2 separate regions of the Mus musculus genome follow, and region 2 is linked to region 1. A link is a loop called in an ENCODE intact Hi-C map of the cell type or tissue named here. Cell type or tissue: heart. All regions are shown on one strand.

Evidence for each region. Peaks named below come from ENCODE experiments on the same cell type or tissue, not always from the same donor. Only the 100,000 strongest peaks of a DNase experiment are listed, where the experiment ranks them.
Region 2: it touches region 1 in a loop (1.9-fold over the local background); 11 of 42 quality-filtered maps call a loop at or near these places.

Annotation. Positions count from the first base shown.
Region 1 is chr9:32,694,982-32,697,481 of GRCm38, forward strand. The region is part of intron 3 of Ets1 (E26 avian leukemia oncogene 1, 5' domain); the gene reads left to right. Among named protein-coding and RNA genes, the nearest start is that of Ets1, 60 kb to the left of the region's middle. In heart, a CTCF peak has its summit at 1,068; DNase peaks (open chromatin) are centred at 1,000 and 1,870; H3K4me3 peaks cover 2,187 bases; H3K27ac peaks cover 2,083 bases.
Region 2 is chr9:32,611,669-32,614,168 of GRCm38, forward strand. No RefSeq gene overlaps it. Among named protein-coding and RNA genes, the nearest start is that of Gm31928, 18 kb to the right of the region's middle. In heart, no CTCF peak of the experiment used is centred here; a DNase peak (open chromatin) is centred at 1,563.

The DNA.
Region 1 (2,500 bases):
TGCTTAGAAATCAGGAAACAGTACTAAGAATAGCTTTCCCTGAGGTTGCTCAGGAAGATTTGTTATGTTGTCTTTTACTCAAAGGTGGACATCAGTGCCTTGCTCCAGTTACATATATACTTCCATGTCCTTGGGTGATTTGTTAATTTATACCAACTCTCTCGATGTATAATGGGTATCTATCAGTGGCAAATTATGGATTACCTCACTCATCTTGTTATCTGGCATGTTGGGAGTTCTCAAATATGGCAAGGACATGCACTGTGATGAACCCCAGAGATTCATACCAGAGTGTTGGTGGGTGTGGTGATATAGGAAAAGATGCTGTTTTTTTTTTTTTTTTTTTTCCTAATAGAGCAGTGTCTGACAAAGCGTTGGCCAATGGTGACACAACTAGAGGAACAGAATAATTAGAAACTCAGTTACAGGTTCTGGACTCCCTGGCTAATCCAGGAGCGTTGGGACTTTTGTTTTGGGGGTCTCCAATAGGTTTGGTTCTGAGCTAGTGAAGTTGATTGAGGTTTCTGTTCATCAATACTGCCCTTGTCTTGCCCAACCATTCCACGGGTGGGATTCTGAGTCAGGTCTAGGCAGGAACCCTCGCAGGACCCCTGCTGTGGAATCCCCCGCACGCGCCCCTCGTTGCGCACCCACGCCTCACGTCCTGTGTGTCAAGCTTTGTGAATGAATGATGTACACGCACTTGGAAAACTATGCTGCTACTGGAGCGGGGCCGCAGAGGGTGACCAAGCCTTCAAGAATGCGTGCAGAATCAGACGGACTTTCCCGAGACTGTGGCAGTAGCCCCGGCATGCCAGGGACAGGCTCGCCAGCCATTCTTAGCAGCGGTGGGCTGAGGCCCTCGCCCCGCGCGCGCGGAATAGCTGGAGCAGCGCCGCCGGGCCAGGCTCGCCCGCCCTTCCTTTCGCTTTTGGGAGACGGGCGGTGATTGGCTGCAGATGCTAAGCCCCGCCCCGCCGCCCCGCCCTCGCCGCCTCGCCGAGTGGGCAGGGCAGCGGCTGGGACCCTGGGCCTGGGCTCGGTGAGGAACGCCCTAAAGCGGAGGCGAGCTGCACTGCGCCAGCGCCGGCCAGCCGTGCGAGCGAGCAAGGGAGCGAGCGCCCCGGACGGAGGAGGGAGCGAGCGCCCGGGACAGAGGAGCGAGCGGGCGGGCGAGGCGCGGGCGAGGCTGGGACCTAAGCGCGCTCTCTGCTCCGCCAAGTGCCAACTTCGCGCGGACTGGCTGGGCGCGCACCTTCCCGCGGGGCGGTCAGCGGGAATTTGAGATTTTAGGGTTGCGCTCTGTCCCCTTCCACTGGGTTCAAAAATCCCCATTAAAAAGCAAAACAACAGTTACAGCAAACTTACTCTCATCCCGCCGGCCCCCTCAACTCCGGGCACCATGAAGGCGGCCGTCGATCTCAAGCCGACTCTCACCATCATCAAGACAGAAAAAGTGGATCTCGAGCTTTTCCCTTCCCCGGGTGAGTGGCAACAGTGAGGCCCCCACCCCAGCTCCGGGTCCCCTTCTGGGCTGCGCTGCTCCCTCAGGAGCACTGGATGCAGAAGCCAGGAGGACTGTTGGTGGCCCAAGACCCTTGGCTTTTTTTGGGGGGGGGGGGGCTGGGTGTATTTATTTTCACAGCTGTGTGTTTTGTGACTAATGGGAAAACGCTTATAGAATTTCCAGCTCCCTAATTCCGTTGTTTGAATTTTCCCACATAAGCGAGAAACTTCTGGTAATATTCCTTAATGTTAGCAAGGGGCCTGACACTGTCTCTAAGATCACCCCCACCCCGTCCCAACTGTGTCTCCCCAGTATTGGAGCTTGATGGGAGGCTCTTGTGAAGTGCTGAAAGGGTGTCTGGCTAGCTGCCCGGCCTACGAGCACTTGCATCCTGAGCGCCCCTGTCATAAGTCCCTTAGAGCCTCACTCCTCTTTTCTAGGTTGAGGGGGAGGTAGTGGGAGGAGAAACGAACAGAATCTGTTTAACTTTGGGAAAGTCTGATTCCTTCCTGGTCAGTGTAGTAACTAGCTTTACTGCCTTTCTATTCTGCCATCTTTTGGCCTCCCGTACCAAAGGTCCTTGAAGAAGGAAAGCATCCCACGACCAGATGTAACTTAGTGTCTTTGGCTCATGGTTTTATTTAGCAGGCTTAAAGGATTTGAAGAAGAGAGGGAGAGTAAAGACATCGAATATTGTCTTAGAAGGAAATTTTAGTGTTCAACAGATGGAGTCAACTCTTGGGGATTCCTGAAGCTAGCAGAGTGCAAAGTGCCTACTTTTAGAATAGGAAGCTGGACTCAGAGAAAAGTGACTTTGGAGGTGAAAGGATCTAGAAAGATAAAGGGAGAAGATGATGCATTTTGGAAAACAATCAGATGTCAAAACACACACGTCTATTGGGTCTGATTATCTGTAACTTTAACTGCTGTCCCTGATCTCTTGCCTCTGCCGTAAATAACTGCATATTTAACCTGTTCTTTAGACTTTCAATA
Region 2 (2,500 bases), 83 kb before region 1:
TGGCTGTTGGATTCATTGAGTAAAATATATAATATATCTGTCTGTGACATTAAACTACTTTCATAGCATTATGGTACAAACTGCACCTGGAAGCGGGGATCAGGGAGAGGAAGAGGAGAGGAGAGAGAAGAAGTGGGGAAGGAGGAAACAGAAGGAAGAAATGGATCACATCATCTCCGCGTTAGATATCGTTTGGCTATGCTCAGTGCTCACACACGATGATAAGGAAACGCCTGCTGCTGCTTCTCAGTCTGTCCCTGCAGTTACTGACCAGGTAGCAAATGCCTCGCTATGTCCCCAGGTCAGATGGTCCATCTATTTTCCATTGGCATACTGTCTGAGGAACATGAGCTGTGGAAACCAGCTTCTATCCCAAACTTCCAGGGCTGATCTATACAAGTGGAAGAAAACATCCAAAAATGTAGAGAGCTTCATCTGGGGGGAGGGGGTTGAGCTTGCTAAACCCACCCTGACAGTTGCTTCCCTGGCTTCCCCTATGCCTACCGGCTCATCTCCACTCTGAGCCAGCCCTGATGGCAGTACCTTGCGTGTTGTGAAAGGGGACCACTTGCTTCCTTTAAGGCTAGAGGAGACCTGCACCACTCATAGACTGTGTGCACCATGATCTGAGTCACATGAGCCTTGTTCACTTGGGGTGCTGACTCTAACTCTTGGTACTAGGAAGTTGCCTTGAGGTTTTAGCCTCATGTTTAAATCCACTGCCCAGACTAAAGTCCTAGCCTAGAGTAAGGGAACATTTTAGGTCATCTCCCACGGCTCTTTCTTGGAGCTGAATCTAGCTTTCTAATGTATCAACCACCCCACCACCAGGCCTGACTGGATCTTGCATGCCAGAGCAGAGCTTTGCTCCCTCGGGTTCTCTCAGCTGGCCTCTGGCACCAAGCAACTCCGTTCACACTTGGACTCTGCTGCTAAACTGAGCTAGACCCTTGCCTTGGCTCTAAACGATGTGCACTTTGCATCACACCAAGCTCCTTCTTGGTTCCCTCTTCCTCCTTTTGCCATCTGCCTGAGGACCATGGCGCCAAGGCTTGTTCATATTCTTGCAGACCACAACAGCAGTCTAATTCAGAGAAAATATCTCACCAGGATCCTTGGTACTTGGATGTATAGTCTAGGGCAGGGGGGACCTGTTAGGACCCAGAACCTGGTGAATGCAAGTCTCCCTTGGACTAACACAGATTAGTACAGACTCCTACATTTTGTGCCACATGAAGAAATGGGGTTTAATGCACAACACGGGTAGAGCTTAGAACTAAAGCCAATCACATGGCAGAACCCACCATCCCTCCGATCCTCAGCCCCATACAAGTGGTTGTTCTGACCATCCTGGTATGAGACATTTACCAGTCTCTGGTCCCTACCAACCATGAGCTACACAAGCCACAGGGCCCCAAGCTGCAGGTGGTAATTTGCATAGGGCAGTGTCTCCTCTCCCAGGAGGTTAGGCCTCTCTGAGTTTCTTTTCTGTACAAGGGGAGTCGAACAGTGTCTTTAAAAAGAAAGAAAAACAAGACGGGTGACTTTGCTTGGACCTGGGTAGTAAGGTGTTCCAAAGTCTCTGTGGAAGTAGCTATTTCTGGCCCCATTGTCGTCTGGGTTACAGAGGAAGGCCTCCTGGCAATTCTTTGCTTGAAAGACAGAAACAGAACATTGTTTCTGACGGCTTTGATTTAATGGCCAAAAACAGTTATAGGAAACTGTTGAGCAGATGTTCTGAGAAACTCAGAAGAGACTGGGTCTTTGAGAAGGGCTATTTTTAGACAAATGCTTCCTACCATTGGGGGCTTCAGTACTTACAAAGGGGGATGTAAAAGCAGAGAAAATGTGGGAGAGAAGGGGGGAGCACAAAAGTGTGTGCTTCTAGGGCCTTTGGATATTTTGACAATCACAGTTCAAGTTGCTGTCCGCCTTCCCATGATGTGCTAGGTGCTAGGAAATCTCCATCATCTGTTCATTCTTTATTCCCTGTCCAAGCTCCAGGAATAGTCAGTGAGGCTGGTTTCCTGACCACTGTATTTTCTCACCTCTCTTTACCCAAACCCATCTTTCACCTCCTTTCTATCTGTCTCTCCCGTTCATTTCTCTTTAATCCTTCATTTCATGCTCAGCTGTTACTTTCCCCCTCCTCCAAGAAGCCTTCCCTGAATGCCCTGGGACAAACTGGGCCCCCTTCTCCATTGTGCAGTGAGCTTGGTCATGACTGTTCTGCTTCTGTGCCTTCCTTTTTACTCAGACTGGAAGCTTGTGGAGGCTGTGGACCCTTCTGCTGTCCCCACTTAGCACTTGCCAGGGCAATCGTAAGCACCGGGGTCACAGAATGTAAGTATGGATGTGTGGGAAGGAAGTGATCAACTGAGCATATTCATTGGGTTAGCCCTTCCAAGCTTCACCTACAGTGGCAGAAATTTATCTCCCTGTCACAGGTTTTCAAATCAAACCCAAATGGTTACTATGATTAAGATAATAGACTAGTGAC